Linked DNA regions of Homo sapiens: region 2 is linked to region 1. A link is a loop called in an ENCODE intact Hi-C map of the cell type or tissue named here. Cell type or tissue: heart right ventricle. All regions are shown on one strand. Each heading gives the region's core, and the rest is flanking DNA. Links, peaks and the distances in the headings are about the cores only.

Evidence for each region. Peaks named below come from ENCODE experiments on the same cell type or tissue, not always from the same donor. Only the 100,000 strongest peaks of a DNase experiment are listed, where the experiment ranks them.
Region 2: a loop joins it to region 1, with 2.8 times the contacts of the local background. A loop is called at or near these places in 16 of 110 quality-filtered maps.

Annotation. Positions count from the first base shown.
Region 1 is chr12:3,306,034-3,321,576 of GRCh38, reverse strand. LINC02827 (long intergenic non-protein coding RNA 2827) reads right to left here. Exons shown (of 5, transcript NR_187483.1): 3 at 4,576-4,748; 4 at 1,851-3,442. It overlaps LOC100128253 (a long non-coding RNA gene), which reads left to right. Exons shown (of 12, transcript NR_148995.1): 2 at 13,759-13,829; 3 at 14,101-14,367; 4 at 14,709-14,813; 5 at 15,516-15,543. Among named protein-coding and RNA genes, the nearest start is that of LINC02827, 13 kb to the right of the region's middle. RefSeq lists a silencer at 7,709-7,758 and an enhancer at 7,787-8,986. In heart right ventricle, for the core only: a CTCF peak has its summit at 7,773; DNase peaks (open chromatin) are centred at 6,106 and 7,423; H3K27ac peaks cover 2,287 bases.
Region 2 is chr12:3,657,293-3,672,835 of GRCh38, reverse strand. It overlaps CRACR2A (calcium release activated channel regulator 2A), which reads left to right. Exons shown (of 20, transcript NM_001144958.2): 8 at 13,182-13,272. Among named protein-coding and RNA genes, the nearest start is that of CRACR2A, 88 kb to the left of the region's middle. In heart right ventricle, for the core only: no CTCF peak of the experiment used is centred there; no DNase peak of the experiment used is centred there.

The sequences.
Region 1 (15,543 bases), core at 4,448-12,447:
GAGAGCCTACAGCCAGGGCGCTGGGAGAGTGGATGTGATAGGCCTGCAGGGTGAAGGCCCCAGGGCATGGGCTTTGAGCTCTTTTCCAGCACTGGGGACTGGTGTGCCAGGGGGCCAGCCATACCCCCACCCAGCCCTCCGGCCTGGGGCCTATCGTGAGGATTTCCAGCATCCTGGGCAATGCGGTCGCTCAGCTGAGGTCCCCGAGAGCCGAGTGGCACATCCTAGACCTGACCAACGTAGCTGGATGGAGGCACGTGGTGGGACAGTGAACCGGGCACGTACCATGGCCTGGGGTGGAGACACTCTCTCTGTGCAGCACCGACCAGCCCTTAGGGGGCCTGAGGCTTGCGGGACCAGTGCTGTTGGGCCCAGAGAGAGAACCCCTTTCCTCTGCAGTGTTGGCGAGCCCACTGTGTCCTGTCTGGCTCTGTGCCCCCCAGCAGGCTTGGCCTTCAGCTTGGCCTCAGGCTTCAGGCCAAGCTTCCGCCCCTCACACCTGCAGGTCTGCCCACAGGCAGGCAGCCAAGCCGCGTGGTCTCCGCTGCCTCCTTCCTTCCACCAGGTCATCTTGTTGAGGGAGGACAGGACTCACCTCTGGACAGCACAAGAGGGAAGGCAGAAGCCCTCACCTGGAACCTTTCTTCTGACCCAGACCCTTGGTTCTGAGGAGCCCTTAAAGGCCAGTAGTCCCTGCAGCACAGGGAAACAGCCCCCTGCATTCCTCCTGGGGCCTGATTAGAACACAAATGGCCACTGTTCACCGAGAGCCACCTACCTCTGTCCTTACTATAGCAACCTGCAAAGTCCCAATAATCTGAACTCTCTGCCAAGCACCATTCTCAACACTCACACATCAACTCTGTCCTCTCTGTGCCCCAAAGAGCAGCTTATTCTTACTATGTGCATTGACAGGGGAGGAAACAGAGGGCAGGGGCAGGGAAGTGATTTGTCCAGAACCACACTGTGTGTGTGATTATTTTAGGTAATGGTCAATCGGGGGCAGCCGCAAGAGGAGGCACAGGAGAGGCGCAGGGCAACAGGTGTTCCCAGACTCACAGGCCCCACAGAGTCACTGCACACTCCGCTGGGAGGGGTCGCATGGGAGGAGCACCCAGGGCCCAGGCTCCACCAAGCAGGTGGGGGGCAGAGAGCGGGTGAGGCTTTTTTATTGGGGATCAGAGTGAAGCACACCAAAAACAGACACGAGGGAATTCCACCAGTGCATTTGAACGTTACTAGGTCACAGTCAGGGGAACTTGTGGCACGGCCGGCCCCGTGACAATAGTGCACTGGGTCACCCAGGCAGGTGCACACCACCTGTGTCTGGGGATGTGGAGGCAGCAGGAAAATGTGAAGTTTTCAAATGTGCGACACACATTGCTGGCGAGTGGCATGTGGTCTAGCTCCAAGCCCATGCTCTGATCCACCATGACCCACCACACTCCACTGCATCCAAAGAGGTAGTATTCACCCCTGCTTTACAGATGAGGAGGCCAGGCTGAGACGTGCAGGAAGTAAGGGCCGGAGCTGGACTGGGAATTGCAGCCTGTTGGAATTGCCTCCAAGAGTCTGCTTCTCCTGGGGACCAAGGCTGAACGAAGGCAGAGGGGCAGGAAGCTGAGCGGGGCAGGGATGAATGTGTGCAGGGCACACCCTGCCGTCCATCTATGGGTAGGTCTGTGTGGAGCCGTGGCTCTTGGAGATCTGGCTGATTACAAGAGAGGGCTCTGTGCAGGACCCAGCCAGACCACTAGGGCAGGAGACCAGGGGTGTCATGGTGAGACCCTAGACGCCTTGGGCATCCCAGTGCCTCCTTGCTCCCATTATATAAGAAAATAACAGCATACCTGGGTTAGAGCATATTTGGTTCGGAAGGGAACTTGAAGGTCACAAGGTCCAATCCTCCATCCAAAGGTTCCAGGCTGAAGGGCACCGGCTGGGTGAGAGTATGGGCTACCTAGGCATTAATGGAGACACTCAGAATTATTGGCTTTTTGGGAGAACAGTCTAATCTTAACAGCTCTTCCCAGAAAAGCCTTAGGTTTAGCGCCTGACCACACTCTGCTCTCCAAGCCACTGATCACAGCCTCCTCTTCCACACTCTGTCTTACACAATCCATTTGCAAGATCTGTCCAGCCATTCAGGCTGATCCATGAAGAATGGATGTCTCTAGCCTCCCCACACACAATCTGACTGTCACTTAGTCTGGATGGCCTGCCCAGAGGGGACCAAGCCCTGAGCCCAGGGCTGTGCAAGAGAGATGTGGAGACTTAGTAAAGATCAGGGTCCTGTGCTTGCCTAAACGCTTGACGGGCACCTCTTGACCCACCTTTCTGAGCTTCAAGGAGTCGACAAACAGAGAGAGCCTTGTCATCTCTCTGGGGCTTGAGGCAGGGCTGGGGCAAAGTGGCTATTGGACAGGCTGGCATGAGACAATGTCCTTCTTCTCAGCTCTACTTTACTCACTTCTGTGGAGACCTGCCTGCGTTCATTCTCATCCCACATAGAACCGGGAATCTTTCTGGCTCAAGTCACTAAACAGACACATCAGGGAGGCAACAGCTTGAAATTGAAAGCAGAAAAAAGTGTGCGTGTACACAAACATGTACAAGCATGAATGTGTGTGCGCACATACACGCATGCACACCTGCACATGCACACACCTGCACGTGCATGCATGCACACTTGGCCACCAGTTCAGGACTGCAAGGACAGGCATCTCTGCCAGGGGGCTAGCAAACAGCAAACCCCACAGCCTAGAATCCGCTTTTGCTTTCTTGACTTTTCCTGCCCTGGTCTGAAAGAACCAATGACAGAACTGGCTCAGGGACCGAGCATGGGGTGAAGCAGAAGATCTGAGTAACCCATATCCTGGCCCACCAGCCCCAGAATTATTGAGTATTTGATTGTTTAAACCAAAAAGACGGCTGCAGAAACTTTCTTGGGCTAACACAAGTAAGAATTTTTAAACCCATTTAGAGTCAAGCGTGTGGTTAAGGCAGCATAAACGCGTTGTGTGCTTCTTGGCGGTTCCTTCCTGGTTTCATTTCTTTTTTCCTCTCCATGTCCAACTTCCTTTTGAAGTCTTGAATCGGCTGAGGGCTGAAGGAAGCCCCAAGGGGGAAGCACAATGAGTCTAGCACTAGACAAAGTGGTCCCCGAAGAGGAGAGGGAAGGACGAAAGACCAGGCCTCAAATGAAGTGCATCCACCTTGGATCAGGAGGCAGCGGGAGGCGGACATGGGAGTTCCCAGGGAGCTACCCAGAGAGGGGCCGTCCAGCTCCCACATGGGCACGTCATCTGTCCCGGCCCAAACCTTCCTCCAAGTACATCTGCAGCCCCTCAAAATCACTTTCTCAAGAAGGAAATGCTCGTCAGGGACGGGAATAGCATGTCTTTGCTGGTGCTGAGACGATGATCAGCTTGGCATCAGAAATCTGCAGAGAGGGGAAGGGAATGGGGTTTAAATTATTTACACCAGACCTTCTCTTTTAGCAAAGACTGCATGAGAGAGACAGATAATTCAGGCCATCTGGACCCGAGGCCGATGACCAGGACAGATGCCACCTAGATCAAAAGAGGAAGATATTTTTAGAGTTTTGAATGTGGGCTCTGAAAACTTTTATATCTTAAGCCAAATGAACATCATGATGGATGGTTCAGACTTAACTGGGTCTTTATCAGGGGATGGATTAAAAAGTAAGAAGTCCTAGAAACTAATTTCTGAAAATGAGGGGAGCCAGAATTGCAACACTTCCATCAAATATGCCGAGGCTTGGTCAGCCAGGGCAATGGGGTCCAGGATCAAAGATAATATCTGGGCTCAGGCTGAAAAGCTGGTTTTCATGGAGCTTGCCCAGCTTGCTCTGGGGCCTCAGGTAAGTCACTGCTTTCTGCTTTGCCACTTTGGCATTGCCATTTTATCTGGGACGAGGTGTGAGGATAAGGAGGAAGTATTTTCAGGTCTTAGGAAACGAGTCACCACATTATATAAAGATTGTAAAAATGTGGCTCTGGTGAACATTCTCATCACCGTCACCATGGCCAAGCTCCTTTGAGAAGAGACCTACATAAGTAAGAGTTATTCTTGGGCCCACTGCCCCCAGACCCCCACAGCCTTGGCTGGGCCACATCCTCTAAAGAAGCTGGGACTGGTGGGAAGTTCGGGGGAACCTGGGTCCCTGGACCCGGGAACTGGACTGCATCCTCCCCTCATTTCTCACCCACATGTTCCTTTCTGTTGCTCCACCAGCCACCCAGCCCCACGGTGGGCCTTGCCTCGTCTGTTAGGTGGTATTTTCATCTTTGGTCAGATGACAGCCCCCATGCTCCAAAAATTCTCCTGCAGCCAGGGCTTGGAGAATCCCGACCCCTCTCTGGCATGAACCTCTCCTCATCCAGGGTGGCTTGTGTGGTAGAGCCAGGGGAATGGAGAAGATGACCTCTGAAGCCTGAAGGCTCTTTGGGAAGCAGGACACAAACATCCTGAAGAGCCAGCCTTGAGCTGGCTGCACAAGAGACTCATAGACTTTGCGTCAACATCCACCTCTCCAGGCTGCAGTGGGTGTACCTGTTCACCACCACCTCCAGCAGCACTGTCGCAGCGGAGCAGTTCTTACAGCCAATGAGCTTCCACACCACCTCCCTGCAGTTCTCTGCAACCGAGGCTCCATCCTGCACTGATGGGCTGCCTGACACGTCGGCCTCAACAAGCATTTCCAGCACATTCTCAGCTTTCCTGCTCTGCTGGGCAAAACACAGGGTGAGAAGGGGAGAGGAAGAACGGGACTGTGGCCCAGTTCTAGGCTTGGAGTCTAGCGAGGAACACCAGGTGCCTGCATTAAAAGGTAAAGGACCGTGCAGGTGGTTTGAATTTGTGTTTGGATTTGGTCAGAGGCTCTGACCTCTCTGGGCCTCAGGACTTTTCCTAACCTTTAGGCTGCCCTGTTCTTGGTATCTCCTCACTCTTGTTCTTGGTAGCCTTCCCTACCCCCCATAGCCACTTTTGTCCTAGGATGAATTATCACTGCGAGGGACACACCACTAGTCCTGCCCTGGGGCCCTTGCCACTGCTCTTATCCCACCTTCACCACCTGCACAGTCCCTTCTGTCCACCTGTGTGCACAGGTATCTGCAGGCTGCACCATCTCTGTCCAAAGCCTGTAAGAAGACAGCCACGGGAATGTCTAGTGCTTTCCAGGGGGGGCTGGGAAGAAGTGGCAATTGGTCACCTCCCTATACCTGAATCCACTGAGCATCCTCTGAGTCCCCTGCTCTGTGTCTCCCCATGGGGCACCTGGCCCCCATCCCCCCAGCCTGCTGGCCAGGCCCTGCTGCCCTCTCTGGGTGCTGCCCTGACTCAGCCCATTCCAACTAAGTTCTTAATAGTCCCAGCTTGAAGCTCAGTGGACGCCTGTCTTGGGCGTGTAGTTCTGGAATTCTGTTCTCCTTCCAGGCCCACCCCCCACCACACACACACACACACACACACACACACACACACGTTCCTCTTAGACCCCAACATTTGGGCTGGCGCTTTGGATGGCCTCAGCCACATTTTCTCTTTTTTTCCTATTTTATTTTTTGAGAAACAGGTCTTGCTATATTGTCCAGGCTGGTCTCAAACTCCTGGACTCAAGCAGTTCTCCTGCCTCAGCTCCAAGTTGCTGGGCTTACAGGTGTGAGCAAGTGCAACTGCTCAGCTGCATTTCCTTGATGTGCTTGTAGAATACCTCCTGCTTCCCCAGCATCCAGTTTGCTCCCTCCCTGCCTCTTCCAACTTAACCCTCACTCCATCGCATCTACAGCTCTCCTTACCCCAGCCCTGGTCCTCTTCTCTGCTCCCAGCCCCCCGGGTCAGGAATGTATGTTAGTATCAGAAACTGGCCAGAGCTCATCCTCTTGTCCTCACTGTAGAGCTGCTCCCAGTGGAATGGCTGAGTCCCAACCTCCACCATAGCTGCGGCTGGATAGCCCAGGGTGTGAGCCCTGGGCTGGGGCCAGGAGGGGTAGAGGTCACCTTCAGCCTTCCGACAATGACATCTTGTTACAGGAATGGCTTGAGGCTTCCAAATTCACATCCTCTGGTTTGCACAAACAGGCCAGGCAGCTGCACCTCTGAGCTGCCTCCAGTCCATGGTTAATTGCCAGAAAATAATTCGCCCTGAGGTCATTGCCGTTTAAACAGCTGGCTTCGTCTTTTCCTGTTTGGCCGGTCGTTCTGGGCTCCCTGGCCCTCCCTCCACCTGCTTCTGTGATCCTCTCAAACACAGCCGGCTGGGAGCCTCAGGCTGGGCTCTTCTCCCTCCAGCTTAACTTGGCGACGTCTTGATCCTTGTGTTGTGCTGATGCGAGGCTGTTCTGGGAATAGGCTAGTCCCTCCACCTTGTCGTGACCTGCCTGGACACCGAGCCTCCACCATCAGGCTATCACTTGCAGGAAATTTTGCAAACCCTGTGTCTCTCTAATCATACAGGATGGTTGGAGAGACAAAAGAGGAAAATGAATGCTTCCACGAAGCTCCCTCTTTGTGGCAGAATCAGTCCAATGGAGAAATTCTGAAATTCCAGTTTTACAAAGTTCTTCAAACTTACCTCAAGGATGGCACCAGCTGAAGCTCAGTTGCCCTGTCTCTTATGCACCAGTGCATCTGCCCCAGAAACTCTTATCTGGGGCTCAGTTTGCCCCCATGTGGTATAAGTCCCTCCAAAGATTCCATTTCTAGTTACTCGTCTCAATGTCACAATGAGAAATATTTCTGCATATTTCCTGCAAAGCGTCTCATTAAAGAAAGTATTGGTTTGATTCAGAAAATGCTATGCTGTTCCAGCTTCACTTTGGATCTATAGTTTTAGAAAGTATCCAACTCTGCTTCTAGTTTAAGCTGCCCTGTTAAAGAGTTAATGGAAAAAACCCCACTATGGTATGAGGAAGGGGTGGGAATTAACGTTTGGGTCCCATTCTGTGCCTAAAACACTGGTTCCCTCTATGTTTTGAGCCTGAAATTGAGTCGTTCTTATGGAAGGCAGATGCTAGAGGAGCTTTCTTTGGGATTCTCATTACCCGTTTCCATCAGACCAGGCCATTAGATGGTTGCTTCTAGAAGGATGGTGCAGCCCTGAGTCTGCAGGGGGCAGACCGGTCACAAAAACCAGAGTGGAGCTGGGGGTCAGACTGGAGTTCATTGGGTAGGTTCAGTTCACACCCTGGTGCACAGGGTCCACGAAGGCACAACAAGGCACAGGTGAGAGCCAGGAGGGCAAGCAGGGATCCAAGTGTACACAGCCCAGGGAGCAAGACAAGCAGAGAGGCCTGGAGCCAGAAGGAGGCTCGGAAACAACGATGCCAGCAGTGAGCTCACGGGTCAGAAGCTTCTGGCCCAAGGCTTTATGGAGGCCATGCCTGAGCTGAATATTGGTGGCTGAGCAGCCAATAAACGGAACACAGATGGGGCCAGGGCAGGGAATTCCAGGCAGGAGGAACAGCCAGAGAGCAAAGGCAGGGAGGCTGGAAGCTTTGCTGTGTGAGGATCTGTGTACACACAGGGAATGCTTCACAGGCTGTAGAGACAGTGACTAGCTTCTGAGATCAGAGTAGGCTGGGCTGAGTAATGGGAAGGGTGGAGGGGGCAGAGACCCACATTACAGCCCGTGGCCCTGAACCCAGGACAAGCCACGGGGGTGGAGGAGCAGGCAGGAGATGCTCCACCACTGCTGGCAAGGAGCAGGGCAGCCTGCCCAAGGGGGTACTGCCTGGAGCATCACTGACTTACCCCATCTGCTGGCGAGGATACAGAAGCTCAGCCCACAGGGCCACCATGGATGGCCCTAAAGGTTGTGTCCTATGCAAGGGGACCACAGAAGGCTGGTGCCCTGGACAGTTGGCAAGAGGCTGAGCGCAGGGCAGTGAGGGATGCTCGTGTGCCTGGGGAAAGCTTCCCTGGGCTTCCCTTTTTTTTCTCCATCTTCACCCTCTCACCCCTCACCCCTCCTGACACCCTGTCCCTTGGGGGAGCACCTAACACCCCTGTGTCCACCTGAACCACACCAGCCCTAACGTGCTGAATCCCCGCTAAATGAGCCCAGTGCTCATCCATCCATCCGCGCATCCGTTGTTCAGTGGGGAAAGTAGCACGTAGCAGGTCCGAGCACAGGCTCTGCAGCCAGAATTCCTGGGTTCCATGCCTCACCCAGCCACGTATTTGCTGTGTGACCTCAGGCAAGCTACTTAGCTTCTCCACGCACGTGTGCTCATCTAGAAAACGAGGCTGATGCTCGTGCCCACGTGGCAATGTGATGAGTAATGCTAGTACTCATCTCTGAGGGTGGATGGGAGAGACACGCAAAGTGTTTGCAAGGGGGCCGGCACCTGGGAGCACTCATACATGTTGGCTGTCACTGTCATGGAGCACCACCGTGTGCCGGGCTCTGCTTGGTGCTCCTGGGCTGCTCACATGAGCAAGGTGCTGACTCTGCCAAGGAAGGGTGCTTTTTTTTTCTTTTGGAGAAAGAAAAGGGATGCTTTCTGCTGCTCCCGCCCTGAAAACACTGCGTGCCCCTCTGCTCTTCTCCTACTAGGCTTGAGAAGCAAGACCAGCACACCCTGAGTTGGGGTGTTGCCTCCTAAGCCACTGGCCAGCAATTCTGGGGGGGGGGGTGGGGACGCTGAAGAGAATGCGGGGCTCTGCTGGTGCAGCATGGACCCTCCTTGGTCTGGTGAGCTGGGAGAAGCAGGACAGCATGGGGTCCAGTGATACTAACCGTGTGGAAATAGAACTCCTCCAGATTACAGGGCACCTGAGAATTTCTTACTGACTTTTGTTTAATAATTCAAAAACACATCAAATCAAACTTAATCAAGGCAAAAGCTGTCTCTGGAGCCTTCTTCGTGCTTCCTGGAGTCAAGCTCTTACAGAATCACGGCAGCACCCCCCTCCCTAGCTCACGAAGGAAGCTGGAGGACTCCACAGCTGCTTCAGGAAACAGACTGTCCCCAGGGAACCCTTCAGAGATCTTGGGACCAGACAGGATGTACCTGGACTCCTGGAATTCCCTCTCCAGCCTCCAGGTCCCGTGAGGATGTGAGCTGGAGCAGTACGGGCTTCCCTGATCCTTCCTGTGTCCAGGTGAGCAGCCTCCTGCCACAGAGCTGCCCTCCCAGGCAGGCACAGCGCACAAGGCCGTGCATGCTTCTGTCCGTGTTCCGTTCCTGGCTCCTCGGATCTTCCATTTGTGCCTCCCGTAGTGTATAGGGGCACATAAACAAATCAAGTCCCAGCGTCAGCTGTCAATGTGTGGCCCAGGGTTTCTCAACCTCGGCGCTACCGACATTTGGGGCCTGATGATTCTTTGCCGCAGGGGACTGCCCCATGCGCTGTAGGGCGCTCAGCAGCATCCCTGGTCTCTACCCACTGGTAATACTCCTTCCCCAGCTAATGACAACAGCAAAAGTCTCCAGACATTGCCAAATGTCCCCTGAGGGCCAAATCCAGCCAGGTTGAGAAGCACTGGTATAAATTTAACTAAGGTAATTGTTCTATGGTACTCTCGGAAGTACCAGAAAAAGATGAAACTACTGCCCTCAGTGTGGGGCTGGCACGCTCCCACGGGTTCCTGCTGCCTCCCAGGTGTGCTTTGTAAGACAGCGCACGCCCACACCTTAATCAGGGGATGTTCACCAAGCATGCCTCTACACTGAGCATGCACCAGGCACCGTGGAGGAGTGTGCTGGTCCCCATGCCCAGAAGCTCACAGTCATTCTGGGGGGACAGTGGTAACACCTGAAACAAAAGCAACTGATACAGGGCAGTGGGGGAAGTTGTGCCGTTCATCCAGTGGAGACCTACACCCAGGAATCATGCAGCAGGCATGCGGAGGGACACGGAGGCGGAGCCCCGCCTAGCTGAGGAGAGAAGGGGCAAAGCAGAAAGTGCTGGTGTCAGGAGACAGCAGATGACACGCTGCAGGCATTGGAGGGCAGGGAGTAGCCATCGCTGCTACCTGGCATGGCTTAGTGGAGCCATGACTGAGCTGAGCTGGGTATTGAAGGACAAGGAGGCACCGGCTTTCCAGGCAGTTGGGGACGGAGAGAGCAAAGGCCTGAAGGCTAGATGCCTGGCCTGCATGAAAGGAGCTTCATAAAGCAACACGAGGGATGTTTCTCCGCTTTGCAGACAGCCAACATGTGCCGCGGGAGCCCTGAGATGATTCCGATGCACGGAGGGAGCCGGGAAACGCTGGGTAAATGCAGGGTAGCGGGGCAAAGGTGGATTTGTTGGCATCTGTGCTGTCACACAGCTAAAGGCCCAACAGCCCGGCCCACTGCCCGGGAGTTCTAGCCAGCCTCAGTGCGGGATCCAGATGAGCAGGGCTCTTGGCCTGCTTCCTGGGGCTGTCACACCAGGAGCCGTGACTCAGGGCCTCCCCCACCCAGGTGAGTCACACACCTGCAGCCCTCCCGCTGCGGAAGCTGCTGCCTGGAGCCAGCAGCTGGGGCCACCCAGCCTCAGTCCCTTGAAGTCCCAGGCCAGCCCCTCGCTCCCCTCCCAGGTGTCCTTACATGCTGGAGCCCCTTACTCGGGAGGCTGTCCCCACACCCCTCACCCCTGCCCAGCACTCGCCCCCCCCTCCTCCTCACCCCTCCAGCAGGTCGGTAGCCTGTGTGATGCCTCTGACCGGACTTTGCAGCACTGGCGGGTGCTAACAGCCTGCCATTAAACTTAAGCGGTGAGGTTGTGTCTCTCCCTTCCCATCCTCCCTGTTCCCCACCCTGTCTTGAATAGCAACCAGGGCAGGGACTCCCAGGGGAGCAGCGTGACGCTGCCACCTCTTCAGGACTATCTTCTGGGCCTGACTCCCAGCCCATGGTGGTAATAGAAGGAAGGTGGTGAGATGCCAGGATGCAGCCCTCCCTGCTGCCAGCGGCCTGGGTCTCCCGTTCAGTTACAGACGCTGCAGCACCTCACTCCCTCTAGGTTCTGGGCGGCAGCAGGGAGTCGGCCTGTGCACCACAGTGGGAGGGGAGGGCAATTTGGAGCCAGCGGGAAAGGCACCCATGTCAGAGAGGAGCTGTGGGGCCCAGCAGTGCGGGGGTCTGGGAGAGCCCCTGGGTGCGGGTGGAAGCAGCCACACTCTGTCTGATGGGCCAGGCGGCTCCCAGGAGGGTGAGTGCTGGGCTGCACCAACCGCACCTGCCACTGGCTGACAAGGACCACACACCTCATGCTATGGGACCTCAACTTCAGGGAAGTCAGGAGGCAGGGCAGACCACTGAAGCCTGTCCCTCCCACCACTTCCCTGTTGGGTGCCCCCATCCACTTGGGGTGGGCAGAACCGGCAGTAGACATCTTCCCCATCTGCTGATGAGGACAGGGAGGCACAGCCCACAGTCAGGGCCACCGTGGATGGCCCTAAACGTTGCGTCCTATGCAAGGGGACCAGAGAAGGCTGAAATGCGGGCCACTCGACTCTTTCTGAGCCACATTTTTTCTCATTGGAGCACATTTTTCTAATTTACACCAAGGCACTAGCAGCCACCCGACTGGAGTCAGCAGATGGTGGAGACTAGACCCAAGGCCAGTTCATGGGCATCTCTGCCAGCCTCCCTTGGCATTCAGGCCCTACTTTTCAGGGGCTCCCCCAGCAGAGGAACCATCCACAAACCCTCGTCAGCCTCCTGCCTCAGCTTCCTGGGGATACCACTCAATACCACCCACAGACCCAGGCAAGCGGGGCCTTTGCCTGGGCCGCACTCAGCCCTCCTTCCTCCACACCTCTCCCCATGGAGCGGAAAGTCTGTGGGGCTGAGAGATGTCCCTTTGTGGAACCTGCGGCTCCCTTTCCCCACTTCTAGACCTCCTCCCAGGAACCCAGGAGCTTGGAATCCTCTGTCCATTCAGCCTATGCATGCAGCATCTGCACAGGTGTCCTGGAGCTGACGGGACCCCTGGGACGTGCCCCTCTCACCTGTACCCACACAGCACCACACCCAGCCCTCTCCACGGGCTCGGCTAAGGGGCATCTCCCCCTGGGGGAGGGCGGACAGGAGGCCTTTCCTGGTGCAGCATAGAGCCTGGGGTAGAAAAGGAGTGAGGTAGGGACCTGTTTCATAGGCTTTGCCTCAGGCCCTCAAGTGATGGGGGCAGGCCTGACACCGTTATTCCGAGACGGAAAATTCCCCCGCTATCCCCACTGTTGGCCAGCTCCAACGCTGGGAGACAACAAATACGGCGCAGTAAACTTGGAGCAGGGGGCGAGTAACTCGCTTCATTTAAAAGCCTTATTCTTGGGCTGAGGCTCTTTCCCTGTATGAAGAAATGTCCCCTCTCCTTGTGTTCCTTAAGCCCTGCTCATACCAGGCTCCTTGCCGAATGGTGCAGGAGGTGATTGGATAAGCCCCATGGGCCCCTGCACTGGCCTTGCCTCTGAAACTGGCCACAGCCCCAGTCCATCCTAAGGAGCCCCCCACCCCCAACTGTCTCCCTCCAGCCCACCCTCCTTTCCCTGCTGGGTGAGCCCTAGAGCGTCAGGTGTCACCCATAGCCTGGGCCTTCCCTAGAACCCAGCCATCCCAGTGACTATGGGCAGCTACCCTGCTGTGGCCAGAGGGGTGGGCAGTGCCCAGGGGCAGCTCGGGGGGAGGTGCTCATGAGTGCGGCTGAACTCCCCCAGGGCACGGCCAATTTCCATCAACAGTCCTCCCCCGTCTTCTCTCCTCCCTTCTCTTCCCTTGTTCCTGCCCAGTGCTCCTCGGTTGCCTGAACTTATCTGGCTTCATCCCCCTCTCCCTGCCCCCTCCAGCCCAAGTGGGACTGACATGCGTTTCAGACCTGTTGGCTGCTGCAAGAACACGCCAGGGTCAGGGTGGAGCACGAGCCTCCCTGAGGTGGAAAGCCAGCTGGGAATGAGGAGGGTCACACCTTCCCTGCGTGTGTGCATGGCCAGGAAGTCAGGCAGTGGCTGCAGCGGGGCCATAAAGCAAGAAGGGCAACCCCAAGCCTAGAGGTGGCCAGGCAGCGGTGAGAGGAACTGAGAACCCCTGCGGGGCCACGCAGGACAGGGAATGGGCATCGGGGCTGGAAGAGGACACACGAATCACCTTTCTGATTTCTGCCTTTGCTTTTTCCTGAGCCTTGGTTGCTGCTGCCCAGCCCTGCACTCCAGCCATGTGGGCGCACTCTGCTCCCTGAACACAAGTGCCCCATGCTTTCCTCAGGCTCCAGGCTTTGTACGTGCGCTCCCGTCTGCCTGGAATGCACTTCCCTCCTTCTTCGCTTGGCTAATGCCTGCTTGTCCTTAGAGATGCCCCTCAGGTGTCACCGCCTCCAGGAAGCCTTCTCTGACTGCCCTCCCCGCCAGGAGCCTCCCATCATTTCTAGGGCTTAACCCACAGTTACACTGATAGCAATTACATTGATTGTAATCACTCACCTGTCCTCCCCACCATTAATAACTTTGAGGACAATAGTTGTCTTACGCTACTTGGCACCTGGCATACAGCAGGTATTTATACATATTGGATGGGTAGGTGGATTACTGAATTGCTGCCAGTCCAATGAGCAAAGGGATGAGTAGGAAACTCGCTGCCAGCAGCCAGCAAGGCTGGGATGTCCAGAGCTGCTGGCGAGAGAAGGTAGATGGCACAGGTGATGGGGGTCCCTAGCAGCTATCTCTACCACCCCCACCACGTTGGGGAAACATCGGTCATAGGCGTGTCCTGATCCCTGGTGGTGACCCTCTTCTCTCCTTGCTCCTAGTATTTCTGCCTGTCACTTATTATCTGGTTGAGCTGGTGGCGGGAGTCCCGGCCCATGTGTGTTACCAGAGGGTGAGTGGATGCTTCCTCCTCCTCCATTCTCTGTCTGTGTCCCGATGAAGCCATGCGCGGGGATAAGGGGGGTGCATGGTGATGGGGGAAGCTGCGGCAGGCACAGGGGTGGTCCCGCTTTCCACCCTGGCAATCTTCCACACATCTGGATCCCAGCTGCTGGCCCTGGCTTCAGCAATTCCCTGACTCCACTGATGCTGATGTCTTCTGCATGGGAGTTGGGGAGGGGGGCTTCCCGTGGGAGCTTAGGTCATCCCTCTCCCCTTTCAAGGATGGTCTAGAGAATGAATCCATCTGTCAGAGGCATCCAAGAAGAAAGGCCTGGGCCAGGATCACATGGAAGACCCTGAAGACAGGATCGGGTCTTGCCTGCCTGGATTGAACAGAGACGCAGTGACCAGTCCCATCTGCTCCCACCCTGCTGCCCTCTGAATCGAGAGTTTGAGGCCATGACCAGGGTAACGTTCAGCTGGTAGAGACAACACAACCCTGCTGGCTGTTTAAGCCATGCTGGAGTGGTGCTCACAGGGTAACAATTGTAAGTATTTTGAATATCACCTCTTAATCAAAATTAAGATCAATAGACATTTCAGTTTCTGGTGTCTAGCCTCACCTCCGCCTCCCACCACCTCTGGCTGCCACCCTTTACCTGAGCCTCCCAGCCTCCCTCAGCTCTGCCCAGTGCACCTGCGCCCTGAATCAGGGCCCAGCTTCTGTAACCTCCTCTTTATGGCCATCTTCTGCCCTGTTTCCCACTGATAGTCATCGCACCATCCACAGGCCACAGTGCTCTAGAGTTAGCTGGGGAGGCCTGGCAGCAGGCCTGGGTGGTAGGCAAGGGTGGGGTGGTCCCGCTGATGCCATCTTATCACTCCTCAGCTGAGTGATGAACAGAAGCAGCACTTGAGCCAGACTCTGACCAAGAACTGCGGGCAGGCTAGAGCCACACAGATCCCCGCCTCAGTAGACCGGCTGCAGCAGGAGGTACACCATGCCCTATGGCCTTGAAGGCCAAGCAGACACAGGTTCAAATCCTGACTCTCTTCTTTCCTGTCTGTGTGGCCCTGGCAAGTTACTTACCCTCTCTGAGCCTCGGTTGCCACATCCCTAAAATGAAGCCTCTTTAGGGTATGTGAGCATTAAATTCGGTCACACCTGTAAAGTCCCTACCACCGTGAGAAGTGCCTGCTGAAGCCTGGTTCCTCTCCCTCCCTCTCCTTGACTCCCTCCTCCAAACCCACCCCTGCTGTCTTCCCGTTCTGGGTCCTGGTGGGCAGGAAGCTGGCAGTACCAGGAGAACTCCATCTCCTGCCAGGATCTGGGCCAGGAAGCCTCTCTCCGGGTTTCTCCTGTCTGTAAGGCTGCCTTCCTTCTTCCCTGGGGAGCGGGGAGCTGAAGCCCCATAAAAGGGAGCGCTACCCGACGGGGGTATTTCAGCTAAGCCACCAACAGAACTCCCCAGTTGTGAGCCAGCAGGCAGGATGCTGAGGGACAGAAAGGTGGTCTCCTTTCCAAGAAAAGATGCGGCAGATCCCTCCAGCGAGGCCCACCATCCTGCCAGACATAGGGGGCGGGCAGTGGACCTCAGAGCTGTGCTGTCCAATACGGCAGCCACCGCCCACATGTGGCTATTTACAGTTAAATTAAACAAAATCCAGTTCCTTGCTCGCACCAACCACATTTCAGGCACTCAGGAGCCCCAGATGGTGAGTGA
Region 2 (15,543 bases), core at 4,186-12,185, 350 kb before region 1:
CCTCTCCAGGAGACAGGACCAAGCATTGTTAGAAACAACCCAGAGTCCTCCTCACTCACAGCCCTGAAGAAGCTGCTGAAGAACTGAACCAGAGTCAGAACAGGCAGGTATATCACAAAACTGGGGCAAGCCCACTAGACACCAGTCCCTTCATGAGAATTAATGCATGGTTATGGGCACTGTGCTGTTCATAGTCCTTTAACAAACATTTACAGCCATGAGCTCGCATTTTATGAACATGGACTTAGATGTGGTATGACTAGGGATGGTTCATAACCCTGAAGGTGAGGCTACAACACAGGGCTGGGTTTGAGTAGAGCTTGGAAGCATATACAGAGGAGGCCCTGCCCCATGCTTCTGCCATGAAATCTTGTACACACCCAGAGATTTGCTCATTTTCTGTAGGAAGCCTCAACAATCCCTTGGCTATGCAGTTCCACAGACCACCTGCTCCTCCATTCAGATACTTCCAGCAAAGCCTGGAAGGCAGTTTCAGAGTTTGTGCTGAAATAGTCTTAGAGCAAACATGCAGCCTCTAATTGAGCAAGATCACCATGTGTCTTGCTGTGTAGATCATCTATTTACACATTATTCTGAGTCCCGGCTCCTTTTCGTCTTGTGTCTCCCTGACCTTAACTCTAAAAATAACTTGTTGAGGTCCATTGGGTATACACAGATCTGGGGAGAAAGGACTTTTAGGACTCTGCATTATGAGGAAGCTGAGGACAAGTATCACTGGAGGAAACATAGTTTGGCTGGAGAACTGTTAAGAACATTCTGGGGAGAGGCTCCCAAAGCTCAGAGAAGGGAAGGATTAAAGGGTATATTTTTATGTAGCCATTACCTAATTAAGAATCAGACAGAACTGAATTTGATTCTTGAGTCTGCCATTTACTAGCTGTGCAACTTAGGACAAGTTACCTAACCTCTCTGAGTCTCAGCTTCCTTATCTGTAAGATAGGGACAGTATCCATCTCACAGAGTTTTCAGTATTAAATGAAATAATGCATGTAAGTATTTGGAACAGTGCTGGCACATAAGTATTCAATGAATGTCAAAATAATAATTATTAGTATTTTAAATAAGTATCTTTGTTAATCTTAGAGGATTTGTCTGGCTGAAGTGGAGAGTTTGAGCCTGAATATAATCAGAGGCTAAGTTTAAGGATCCCTGTATCCTTCCAGACAACAGTGTAGAGACTTGCTGTTGAAAGTGTAGTCCATGGACCCGCAACATTGGCGTCACCTGGAAACATCTTAGGAATGCAGAGTCTTGCCCCCAGCCCCACCGAATCTGCATTTTAGCAGGGTGTCCAGGTGCTTAGTGTGTAACTTTGGGAAGTGGGAGGCTCGGAATCAGGAGTTTCTGGTTTTGAGTCATGTGTGGCTTTGCAACCAGCTAGCTCTGTGACTGCTCACATTTCTTGGCTTCTCTTGAGCCTTGGTTTTCCTATCTATAAAATAAGGGGGCTAGATTAGTGGCTGACCCCACTTCACCCTTTCTCCTCTCTGACCCCAGCACTGATCACCTGGAGGAGCCTCAGCAAAAGTTAAGTGGTCTCTCCCAGAGAGGAAGGCATTCTTCTGTTCTCTAAGGAGATAATTGCAGTCTGAAACAGTGGGCAATTACCCAGCCTTAGCCTGGCATCTCATCTGCAGGACCTCCTCTGCTGGCCTGCATTTCTGCAGGAAGAAACAAGTACCCCTGACTTGCTGGAGAGCTGCTTAGCCCTGGCATCCATCTTTAAGGGCCTGTATTAGTGGTTTGTCCTCATTTAGTAATTGTGCTCGAAACGTTGTTGAGATAAAAGTCAAGCCACTCTTGGCTGCATGTGCAAAACCAGCTCAGCCAAAGGTTCCAGCCTCTCCATGCCCATCCTCAGTCAGTATCCCTGCCAGCCATGCTTGCTCTGGGGTCAGCTGATCAAGGCCCACTCCCTGCTAGGGAACTGTGTTGGGATTGGGGACTCACTGAACTCTTTGGCCAGTCCCATTCCAGAGGTATTCTCTGGATGCAGAACCAGAGAACTGCAGACTGTTTTGAGCAGGGCACTGAAATAGGAGGCAGGAAGGACTGGAGCTCTTGCCCAGCCACTGGCACTTACCAGCTGTGTAACCTCAGGCAACTTGCATTACCTCTCTGGGCATCAGTTTCCTTATTGGCAACATCGGATGTTTTCTACTAGAGCCTCTTTTAGTCTCTTCTATTTTTTAAAAAAAGGTGGGTCACACCTTGCTGGTGGACCTATGTATAAAGGCACTTGTAACTCAGACATCAAACAAGAGACTGGAAATCCCAATAGGGTATAGGATATGAAAATGGGATTCTTTGCAAATGACTCAGGGTGAGGTTAGTGATTCTGAGACATCTAGAAAGTGAGTTTGGAGGTGTGAGGTTGTTTGTGGGAGGGACATTTTCAGGTTTTAGAGAGGAAGTGGGAGGAATCTCTTGGGGATGGCCTGATTTGGGAGGGAGCCTAGAGGAATCCCAAGAAGAGCGGGTTCTGGTGAGCTGTGAGAATATCTCCCAGGCGCCTCCACACACTCACTTTTCATTACAGTGGATGACATTTCAATGAATGCCTATCCCAGAAGCTGGGGATGACAGCTCAAGTCACGACTGCTGCATGTCTGCCCCAGGCCAGGCACCAGGCGGAACACAGTCTGTGTGTAACCAGTAGCTAGCATCGAACCAGCACTCCCTCCATGCCAGGCTCTGAGTTAAGCAAAGGGAACATAGAGTCCCTCTCCTTGAGGAGTTCATGATCACACCAAGGAGATAGCGCTTAGATGCCTGGAAATTCTGCACAAGACAGACCAGAAAATCCTCCTGCAAATGAAACATTAGACAGCGTTGCCATGGGCAGCATAGCCTCTAATTTTTCTCCTTGTGCAGACCACACACCTTTCTCCCACAGGGCCAGAGAAAATGAGGCTGACCTCTGGGGGAGTCTGGCCTTATGCAGGTTAGGCAGGACACACACTCCCTGTCCCCAGCCTCCCAGGCTGGGCCATATCCCCCAGGTCGCACGGTGGCTGTGAGTGGAAAAGGCCCACCCCAGCTTCCTCCTCACATTTACTCCACTTCCTGGGAGGGAGGACGTGGCAACTGAGGTGGCTGAGTGCTAGGCAAGCCCTCAATAGCTAAGGCCAGGAGAACCCCTCAGAGTGTCCTGGAGCATTGTTAGAAACAACCCAGAGTCCTCACTCACAGCCATGAATTTTTTTTAACCTGCATATCAGAAATAGGAGCAGGAAAGGAGTCTGGGAGCATTCAGTCTCCCACACCCTTGTCCTTTTGCACAGAGGTTGAAGAAATTTCGGATTTGAGCCCCTTGTGGGCCTCTACTTCTCTCCAAGGAAGGGAGGTGAGACTTCCACTCAGCAAGTCCCTTCAGCATTCACAGTGCAGATGTGCGGAGGTCTTCACACTTTAGCATGAGGGATATAGTGTAGACATTGGGGAGAACTTAGAATTGGGAATTTCTTTGCCATGGAAAGCATCCCCTGCATTTACCTTTTTCTGGAACAAAAGCTTGAGCTCTCCAGGGCACATAGAGCAGTGCTGTCTGGAGGCAGCAGTAGATCCAGACTTTTCACCAGAACCATTTTGGGATGCCAGAGGTCCCACCCCAGGGGCACCAGTTCACTTGTCTGAGGTGGGGGCTTAACGTCTGTATTTGTAATGTATGGGGGCAAGGATAAATTAGGCAGCTTCTGAGTGGGGTGCTTTGAGCTCTGAAGGAAAGTGTTTTCTAGATCAAAGGCCAGCCCTAGGCTGTGCTCTGGGAGGGCTCCTGCTCAATCCTCTGCAGCTCTGTAGCCTGGGAATACCAGCTGGCTGCCTGTTTGGCATCATTGGTTGTTGCCTGTTTGGCATCGGCCTTGACAAGCTTAGCAGCAGTCCTCATGCCCTCTTTGGAATCAGCTCCTTATCTGCACAGTGTTCCCTGGTCCATCTGAATCAGACCTCAGGCACTTTCTTAGGAGCTCACAGGCCCTTAAGTTGCAGCCCCTACCAGCTGCTATTGAGCCACTTCCGGTCCATGGTGATTCCCTGTGCTCTGGGAAGGTGTCCAGTCCAGGAGGGAGTGCACCTTACAGACTGACAGGCAGCCCCAGCTATGATGGCCTGCACACCCACACAAGCCTAAGGATCGGCAGCCTGTGTTGTGGAGCCTCGAGGACAAGGAAACTGTCCCCAAAGCTTTTCAGGGAAGAGATGTCATCATGTCACTGGCCCTGCCTCCAGATAGGGCAGCAAATAAAGCCTCATATTCCTGGCAGGTGGTCCTTACATTCCACAGAGTTCTTAGTGACCTTGGGGAAGGCCTCAGCTGCATAGTTCTTGAATGGTAGGTTGCTTAGATTTACCAGAGGATTTTTAAATTAAAAGGTAGTTCCCCCTCCCCTAGGGAGTCTAAATCGGTGCGTCTCAGGGAAGGGGCCCAGGAACGTGCACCATAACACACATCCCAGGCGGTTCTGATACAGGCAGGCTGTAGACCACACTCTGAGAAATGCTGCTTTAGCCAGTTCTTCCAGAATCAGTCAGCCAGCAAAAGGTATATCCCATGGTGCCCTTCCAATCTGGAATGCTAGTCCTATTCTTAGGGTGAAGTTCTCGGCGAGGACTCTAGGTGACGAGGTTGTGACTTAATCTAATGCATGTCTTCTGTGGGTATATTATTATGTTGAGCATATTGTTAACATTGCCCTGAGAGCAAATTGAAAAGTGAGGACGGTTTGTGCTCTGTGTACACCATGGGCATGATTTGTAAACCTGACTAATAAAAAATGGTTTGCTTTATAGAATAGGATAAAGCTGCAAAGTTGGTTTATACAGGCAGCAGAATCTAATTTGGAAGAAACCATCCATCTTGAAAATCCAATCGGCAATTTCACAGCCTTTGCAGAATTTTCTACAAACTCTTACGTTTTCCTTTCATTCAGCTCTACTCTAATCATGCATGTATGTGTGTGCACGTGCATGCGCCCACGTGTGTGTGAGAGAGATGGAGATGGAGAGAGACAGAGATAAGCAGATAATTACAGAGACTGAGAGAGACTGATTTCAGGGGAACAAAACTCTAAACAGGATTTTTCTAGTGAGAGCTTCTTAGCTGTCAGAGGACTGCAGCTGCCTGAAGAAGGTGGCAGAGGGCAGTGGGGAGTCTAAAACCCTGTTTACCATTCCCATTCCAAGCACAAAACTGGCTGAGGCTGAATTTGCTTCCATGTTCTTCTCTTGCAAAGAGCAGACTTCTTGAGACTTCTGCAGTTGAGGGTCTTCATTCTGTGATCAGCACGTTGAGGCAGGGGGTGGGAGGGAATGTGGGTAACATGGGGGAATGGGAGTCAAGCCCCTCCCATAATCTTGCCTCTCTTTGGCCATGGCAGTGTGGACTGTTGGCCCCATAACCTTGCTCCAGTTCGTGCTCACTCCCCAGTTGACAGATTCCAGGTGTAATTTGGAAGACTGACAATTCTAAATGCAAATGTATGGAGTTATCTATTTTACAACCTAGGCTGCTGGGCCAGACATCGTAGTGATGTGAATGGAACCATGGGACCCAAGTCAAGGCCTGGGTTCTGCCTGCTACTCTGACCCTTGGAAATTTGGTTACTTCACTGTTTTGACCCTCATTTTCTTCACTTGAAAACCAAAGGCATAGGGAATACATGAGCTTTATAAGCTTTCATTCTGTGATGGGGAGGAGGGATTCTCCTTCTCTTTGCATCTAACTTTGCAAACCGGGAGACATAATTGATCAAACCACAGCCCCAAAGACACATGCAATCAGAATGGCAACTCTCCAAGGCCAGGGGCCATTTCTGAAACTCTGCCTTGAGTTCAAGCTCCTGAAATGTACCTAAATTGTAGAGAAATGCCATTTCCTCTCTCCAAGGCCAAGCCTACGCTTTCATTTACAAAAGGCAGAAGCTACATTTTTCTTGGAATGATTTCAGCACACCCCTGCCTACAGCCTAGGCAGGGGAATGGACGACTTTCTAAGACCCTCTGAAATCCCAACAGATTTTATTTAAAAGGGAGGACAAAGGAGAGAAAAAGCAGGAAAAAAATCTTTTGACCAAGCAGTATTCCACAGCAGGAAGGCCTTGGCCTATGTGCCGTTAGCTGGAGCTCCAGTGATGTTGAGTATTAATGCCTCGCTCCGGCGTAGCACCTTAACTTGCCATGTGCAAAACACTTTGTGAAGGTTAATTAATTTTCACAGTTCCTGTGGGAGGCTGGCAGGATAAGTTAACGCTAACTACATCTCACCTTGTAGTTCCCTGCAAATTATCTCTAAAGGCCTCTCAGAAGCTACGCTTTGTATTTACATTAGAATAATGAATTCTTCACCCCTATATCCTTGTTTCATATCCCATCTGCCTCCCATCCTTAGCTCCCCAGTAACCCAGCACCAGATGTACACATGAGCGTGTGCGCGCGTGCGCGCGCACGCGCACACGCACGCACACACACACACACACACACACACGCAGCCGTCCTTTAGGGAGGGACATTTGCCAGAACCAGATATCTTGGGTGAAGATGTTTAATGCCCTGAGCTGGACCTGGGTTTTCATCTGGGTTTTCAGTAGGACTCATTCTTTCCAATCCACTGTTGCCCTTATGGCATCCGCAGTATCTCACTGGTACTCTCTCCCCTCTGCTGTTGAGAATCTCCCTATTCTGAACTCACCTCTTCTTAGCTTTTCCCCTGATAACTCCCCCCTCCTCCCCACCACCAGAGCAGGTAGCTTCCTTTACTTCCCCCTAGCAGGGCTCTGAGGTCACAGATGACCATCAGCCAGAACCTAGGAGGGTTCTTTTGGGTCTGCCTCATAGTGCATGGCTTCTTCTATCAGTTCCTTTCCTCCCTGCCACTATAGCACTGGGCTCAGTACTCTTAGATGCTAAATTACACAGAGAGTATAACTTCAGTCGAAAATATTTTGCCCAGAGTCATACTGTAAGAAGGGCTTCATCAACACTTTTCAATGTTGGTGGGATGTATGGACTTCTCTCTCCACATTTAGTCTTCTCTATTGAGCCTCGTCAGGTTTTATCCACCCTGTGTCTTCTGTCCCCAACTCCTTCACCATTCCTGCACACATTTCTTCACACCACATACAACAAGCTGCCACTTGATCCTCCACCCCCCAGTTTCTACTTGACCCTTGGCTGACATCTGAAGGAGCTATAGAGCAGTGGCTCTCAGAATGGGGTCCTTGGCCTCTGGAGAATCAGAAAACTTATTTAATTAGAATTTGTTAAATGCATCTTATTGTGCTAGACACTTCCACATGCATTATCTTTTTTAATCTTCACAACTTCTATCTGAAGTAGGTATTACCAACTGATTTTTCAGATATAGGACACTTCAGGCTTACTGAGGTAATGTGACTTATCCAAGGCCAGAAAGTTTGTAAATGTCAGAACCAAGACTTGAACCCAGACCTTCTGTTTCTGGATCTAATGAACTTTGAGGCAACCATACCTGTGTCAGCAAACGGTCTGTGACCTAGACTACCCTGAAACATGCCAGAAGAACTACCCAGCTATCATGGGGAAAGAAAAGGACGGGGAGGATAAATATTAGTGCTCATGACTGTTGCTAACTCTGGTCCTCCACATCTTTGTCCTTCTCTTCCACTGAGAACTCATGTCTCTTGCCCTCACTCTTCTTTCATCTACCTCTTCTTCGTCTCTTCTGCGTTACATAACTCAAAATGATTAGGGTCAGATGGTAGAAAATGAAATAATTAAATAGATACCATTTGAGTTCTGGGAGCCAGGTGAAGAAGTGTTTGTTTGTTTTTGAGACGGAGTCTCACTCTGTTACCCAGGTTGGAGTGCAGTGGCCTGATCTTGGCGCACTGCAACCTCCGCCTTCTGGGCTCAAGTGATTCTCCTGCTCCAGCCTCCTGAGTAGCTGGGGCTACAGACGTGTACCACCACACCTGGCTACTTTTTGTATTTTTAGCAGAGAGGGGATTTCGCCATGTTGGTCAGGCTGGTTTTGAACTCCTGACCTCAGGTGATCTGCCCACCTTGGCCTCTCAAAGTGCTGGGATTACAAGCGTGAGCCACTGTGCCCGGCCAGAAGGAGTGTTTTGAGAATGGCTAAGAGAAGATAGGTTGAATAGCTATGCCTACATGTCACTAATTAACATCTCAGAGATCTCTGCTACAGGTTGTCGTCCTCATTTTGTCTAATATTTTTCCAATGGCATGAGTATAGGAAGATAAACGGGGAATGTTTTGAAGTAATAAAAAAATTCCATCCATAAAGAAGAACAACATGTATTAAGCTTTGTGCACCAAACAACACAACAGGAAGACACATAAGGCAGAAGCTTTTAGAAAAAATAAAGAAAACTTAATAAAAAAAAAGACTTTAGACTTTAACAAATTTGCTTCAGATTTGACACATTAGTCAGGCAAAAGTACAAGAAGGATATAAAGTATTTGAAGCCATCAATGAATACACTTTAGAGACGAATATAGAATTGTGTGCCTTACAAATAGAATATATATCCCTCTCATAGAAGTTGTACAAAAATTGATCATGTTTGTGGCTACAGAGGAAAGATAACCAATAGATTCCAAAACCATTTCTTACTATAATATAATAAAACTAGAAACCAATAGTTTGTACCTTTTAATAAACTGTCTTTTAAATAACTCTCAGATGCATTAAATTATAAAAACCAACATTATAGATTATTTAGCCTACATCCTGATTGAAGATTTAAAATGTCAATGAAACTTGGAAGGTCATTGAAACACTGCATGACCAACTGAAACCTATTAGCATAGTGACAGGCTGGAAAGATGGACTAGAAATAGCAAACACAAAATCTAACAGCATTACATTTGAGATGTTGCTGTGTGTTCAAAACGCCAATGGCAGAAGCACAAAGTGGAGGAGATATGATTCAGTAGTACTATCTTTAAAACAAAAATGATCACACAGACATAAAATTTAGAGATTTTAGTTGACGAATGGGTTCCACATACGTCAACTGTAATGTGGCTGCCAAGAAAAGTTAATGAGGTTTTAGGCTGTATGAATAGATATGCAGCATCTAGAACAAGAGAGGTAATAGTCAGCTCTAATCTGCACAAGTCCAACTCATACACTGGGCATTCAGTTTGGCACTGCCGTGGCTTGAGAAAGATCATTACGGCCCATCTGAAGAAGCATGAAGGGAATTGTAAAGGGATTTGTAAAAAATCCATGTGAGACACAGTTGGAGGAAGTGGAGAGGCTTGACCGGAACCCAAGGCAACTCCTTGAAGTCTTGATGCCATTCTGAAATACATGAAAGGCTTTTATGCAGAAGAAGAGTAAGGTCATGGAAAGACAGATTTCTGTGAGCCAGAATATCCCAAAGATGAAATAACTGCTTAGAGAAACAGCAAGTTCTCTGTCACTGGGGGTATTCTAACCTAGTCTGGGTAAGTCCTTGACGTGGTATTGTCGCAAGAATTTTAACACTGGAAAAACAGGTAGTTAGATCAGACAAACCTTCCAAATCTGAAGTTCTTTAACTCCCATGGTATCTAGTATTCCCTCGAAATGGTCCATGAGCTTCTGAGTTCGGTACCCAAAATTGTAAATTGAGTTTTTACAGGTTTTTGGCATTAACATTTTGAGTTCAGGCCCTGTGGGTGACATAAATGCCTGCGTGTTTATAACCTAATTGAGACAACATGAACCCAAATGAAACAGTTGTTCAGGACTATTTAAGATTAATTGTTAAATGATCAAATGAAGACATATGCTGTCATCTGAGTTCAGAGAAGGGGTCATGAGGGTTGGAATAGATGGCAAAATCTTCACAGAGAAGACTTCAAAGTCCATTTATATGCATTAGGCAATAGAAGTGGTTTTAGAAATTGTGGCAACGAGGATGTATATGATAAGCAAACATGATGAGTTGTCTCTTTCCCCTGATGGCAGAATATGGCGAGCCTTGCTGAATGTGACTCACCATATGTGCACATCTTTTTAGTGTCTCTTGCTGCCACTGCCCGCGCAGCCACTGCGGGGCTCCTGCAGACACAGGCTCCTGGCTCTGCAGCTCCTGCTCACACACAGCCTGGGTCTCCAATGGATTGGTCTGACAGGCACTTTTATTGACTGAGTTATTTCTTCTTCATCTTCCCAATTGCATCAGCCTTTCCAAACCCAGCAGGCCTTTTATCCTTGAAACCAAGACTCTCTTCCCCCTGGGGAGCACTGCCCTTTGTCCTCCACAGTCCATGATTAAAATGACAGGAGTAAATAATCCCTTACATTTACTGAGGGCTCTGTGGTTCTGACGCTTTTCACATCCACTCTCATTTGTTCTTTATGACAATGTAGGGAGGAACATAGGGCAGGTACCGCCTCAGGATGTGAGGAGGTCAGAGCACTTACCCAAGGTCACACTGAGGAAAGGAGCTGGTTCTGGGATCAGAATGCAAGTCTTCTCGTCCCTGCGCTGGTTTAGTGACATGACTGGTATGCACAGCACCTTAATCTTCCCCATTCCTGGGATTAGTGTGTTCTAACCGAGGCTTCTCATAGTCATTCAAGCCTGGAGAGTCTCACAGCAGACCAACTTTCCAAAAGCTTGCTTCCATATATGAGTCTGGTTGGGCCCAGGATCTCTGATGCCCACCTGGAATCCTAGGGCTTCTCTGTGGTAGGCCTAGCCTTTGTGAGTGAGGGCTAGGAGGAGGCACTCTTCAAACCCTGTATCTATCTTCCTGCCAGTTATTTTTTAGTGGTTTGTAAAATAACTTAATTCACATACCAGCAAGCTGGTATGTGAGCATGAAAAACTTAGAGTGTGTTAATTTAATCAAATAAAAAGTAGATCAAAGTTACTATAGCACATTTAATTATATTATAGAATTAATGCCCCGCATGGTTATTAGAAATAAATAGTAAGCCGTTTATATGAATAACTTTATATGAATTGCTTTAGCAGAGCCAAATCAATGTTTAAGTTTCTCTCATCTTACTTTATTAGTTTTACCGTATTTATATAGCTGGAATCTCTGTCTAAAGTTTTCCTTGATATCATTTACCATCTAGCATCTGAGTTTCTTCAAACACAGGAAGGTCATTCCAGGGACCAAGAGAAAACATCTTGCTTTCTGAAAGTTCCTTCAAACTGTATCTGCTTCTGTCACTGAAGTATCAGGGTCAATAGCATGAGCCTTTTTCCTTACTTTCCCTCCAAGATTTTATTTTAATTCTTATGAGTTAGCTCAGAGCAAAAGTAACAATCCCAAACATTGGTCATTTAACAAGAAGAGATTTCTTACTCTTAGCCAAAAAGAGTAAGGGATGCAGGACGTATCCATGAAGACGGGGTCCCAGCTTGTGGAGGTCTGGGAGGACTGTCATCTCTTGCTGAGCCCACCCTGGACCGTTACTGTACAGTCACTCAAAATCAAGTTTCTGGTCTTGGGGTTGCAGCCAAGCAAGGGAACTCCAAGGCTGTGCTCTGTGATCAATGCCCCTGACCATGGAGTCTCACACACTGTTCCTTTGTCTGGGTCAGATTTGTGGTTTCTGTAAAGCTGGAAGGATGCCAATCAAAATGACTCCTGTTCATTGTTCACCTGTGCACATGGTGAAAATGCTCTCCCAACAGGTGGCAGGTGAGAAAGGGACAGAAATTGGGCTGTGGCAAAGCCTTGGACAGCAGAGAAGGTCTGGTCCTGGATTGGAGGCCCAAGTGGACATGGGAGTTAGGGGTTAAAATGATGGAGGGCTCAGGGGAATAAATATATTCCCATCCTTTATGTTCAGTTCAGAAATCTTCCTAGTACCTCTTAAAACTGAGAACCAGGGCTGTTTCCTCAATTATTGAAGTCCCTTAAATAAAGGGCACAGTGGGCTTGCCATCATTTAAGTTAGAATGGCAGGGGCCAAAATTGTGTGTGTGTGTGTGTGTGTGTGTGTGTGTGTGTGTGTGTGTGTGTGTGTGTGTGTGTTGCATGTTCAGAACAGGCCTTGATAGCCACATTAGCCTGTTCACAGAGCCTGAAGTTTCCTTAACAGGATGGGGAGAGGATAGGGAGTAAGGGCCACAGAGAGGGTCTTTCACTGCATGGTCAGCAAAAAAGGTATGAAAATGCAACTATCTGGGAATGTTAATAATTCAGTGTGGTAACTCCCAGTTTCAGTTCCAATGCTACTACCAGATCTTTCCTGTTTGAATTTGGAGGGGCATTGAAGTTGGATGTATCATGGGGAGAGGGGGGAAGCAGAAAAGGGTCATCCGTGGGGATGACCTACAAAACTTGTCCCCATGGCTGTGTGTTTGTCTTCATCTCTCTATAGGCTGTGTGTTTGTCTTCATCTCTCTAGGTACTTACTTTCTGACGGGGGAGAGGAAAGAGTGGGAAAAGGATGCTGAGAAGGAGAGTGGGGATGAGGACATCTCATTGTCATCGCCATCCTCCAACCAGCCTCGCCTGTCTCACACTGTCTGCCTGTGCCCTGGAGCCTGAGATGGCACAGGCACTAGACATTGTCGCTTTTGCTTTGTGGTGGGGGGTGTGGTAGCTCTTGTTGTCATCATCATGGAATCTCTTGAGAATCTCATGAGAAACATGGATCACACAAACTCAGGCATACAGGGAGAGTCCCCTGAGAGTGCAGGGTCAGAGGGTCCTGATGTGGACAGGCAGAGAGAAAGCATGCAAACAGGGACAAGATAAACCAGGAAACGGAACAGGAAAGAAACCCACACAATGCAACTTCATATAGTCTATGAGCGTGGAGATCAGCGGGAACAGGGATGATACGTCTGGCAGAGGCCTGTGGGCTTGTGTTGAAATAAAGTAAAATAAAGGGAGATGGTCCAGGGAAGCTTCACCGAGGAGCATAGGGATCATCTAGGAGTGATGGCTGGGGGACAGAAGGAGGAGAGGCCACATGAAACCTAACAGTTGCAGGGGCAGGTCTCGCAAGGCCTCTGTGGTCTGCATCCCTTGTCGGGTTAGCTGATCATGAGGGACTGATCTTATAGCGTTGGCTGACCTGACCTATGCTGTCACCCCCACACCCACAGCTCCAGAGTTGGGGAACTGGTGTCTGAGCTCCAGGAGCTACCGCTGTGGAGTAGGGGAACCTCAATGAGACTCTCCTTTTGCCACCTCTGTAGGAAAATTGCTGCTTATGATGAAGAAATCCAGCATCTCTATGAGGAGATGGAACAACAAATCAAAAGTGAGAAGGAGCAGTTTCTCCTGAAGGTAAGTGTACGCTCCCCAGGCTTGGCTCTGAGGCCAGCTTGACATATCTGCTCTGTCTCCCCCAGGTTTAAGATTTTGGTGCCCCCATCCATGCACTATTGATTCCCTCTTTCTCTGCTGTATTTTTTTTTCAAGGCATTTATCACCTTCACACAGGACATGTAATATCCTTGTTTATTTTTATTGAGTGTCTATCTCCTCCTGCTAGCATATAAGTTGCAAAAGAGCAGAGATTTTATCTTTTATTAACTAAGGTATCCTCAGCACATAGACAATGCCTGGAACATACTAGGTGCTCAACAAGTGTTTGTTAAATGAATGAATGAATGAACAAGTGAATGAGTGAATGAATGAAAGGATGGAGGCTCATGCTTTCCCTGTTAAATTGGATCTGACATTGACTTCCTAGATTTATATGGCAAATGCACCCAAATGCACCAGCCCAGTTCACCCTGTGCCCAGCAGCTCCCCTAAGTGGACAAGCATTAGAGCCTGTGCTACCTATCCTTTACCCTTAGACACATGGAAAATTTAATAGCCAAGAAAAAACAAATCCCACCTTCCACAGATACCACGGAGGAAGTGGTAACTCCCTTCCCTCTTCCTGGTCTGACCCTTATCAGCCCCTTCCCAAGCCCTGCCATTTGTCTCAAGAGGTCAGGATTGGCGAAATCCTCTTCTTTGCCAAGGTAAGCAGGATCCTTCTGGAAACATGTTCATAAAACTAATTTAAAAAAAAAAAAGCTTCAGAGAACTCTCTAGTACCCATTTTTGGACTATCTACTTGGTGAGTTCTCTGCAGAAAAGGCTTTGATCTTAGATGGCAGCCTCCCTTGCCGCTCAGCACTAAGCCCGGCTATTCTCACAACCCCTTCTCTTGAGCCAATTTTAAGTTTTATGCTGCCTCAGATTATCGACACCACTGCTGCATTTATTATCACAGATGTCATTCAAACTGAGGGAATCGGAGTGCTTTTCAAGAAAATCTGGTCGTGTCCTCCAATTAGCGCCCTCTGGAGGCTTGTCAGCATTTCCAGGCCTCCTCCCTCTTGTAGCGCCTGAAAGCATTCTGGCTGCTCCTGCCCCTCAACCTAGTTGACGGCAGACAGAACTCACACACTTCTCATCAGCAGATCCCAAAATAGTTCCTGAGAACAGCAGCTCCCCACCCCACCTCCCCGCCATCGGACAGCCACCCCCTTTATCCCGAATGACATCCTGCACAGAGAGGCTGAGCTCCATGGGGCATCTTGTCCCCTCTGCCTGGGCCATGACTATAGGTCAGAGGTCCTAGCTAAAGGAAAAGACGTGATTTTGGAAGTAAATGCTGGGCCAGGGCATGGGGAATGGGCGAGGGCAGAGGTCAGAGGAAAAAAATTCAAGGACAAGTTTGCATCACTGTAGGTGACCCAGCCTCCCTCTCCCCTTCTGCTCCCTCCTTCTCCCTTCTTGACACCAAATGCCTTTAAAGCTCAGTGCTTAGATTTATGCCTTCTGGGTGAACATGGAAACTGCTCAGATGTTTTTGCAGCACTATTAAGCCATTAGATACAAAGGCTTTTGCCTGGAGATAGATCAAGGATAGTGGTGCTACAGTTTCTGACATCATGGAAAAGGCTGGACCCTCGGACCGGAATTTGGATCCTGGCTTGACCCTTACCAGTTTGTTTGACCGTGAAGGAAGTACCTAATCACTTGCACCTTCCAACCCCAGGATGTGATGCTACACCCCCTGAACGCCCTGTCCTGGCGCATTGTGAGGATGCTCTGTAGGCCCATTGTGGGTACAGCCACATCATCATGGGGATTCTGGAGCCGCTCGCTGCTCCCAGCATTTTTCACAGAGAGCAGCAGCCAAGCTGAAGGAGGCAAATTCCCTGGGGCTGATTCTCTGGAAGCAAATGTTGGGAGCAGGTGCTGTCTGGTCAGATCGTACCTCTGCCATTCATGTGGTTAACATGAGGATAATCACAGGCTGTCCCAGTGGTTCTTCTGCCCATTTACCAGCCTAGAAATGGGCAGAAGAACCTGGTAACATCCATAGAGGATGCGCAAGGAAGCATCCTGCGCCTTTGAATGGAGGTGTCCAAAGGCCTCTGGCCCGAGGGGGCCGTGTTCCCCCACCGCGCTGCTGCTGCTGTCATGCCAGGACACCCGTCTAGTGCAGCATCCCACGCTGTCCTCCTTGGGAAAGAGTCCTTCCATATGACAGGAACCCCAGGGGGCTCCGGTAGTGAGTTATATGGCAGTTACAATGGTTTCTTCTCTTCC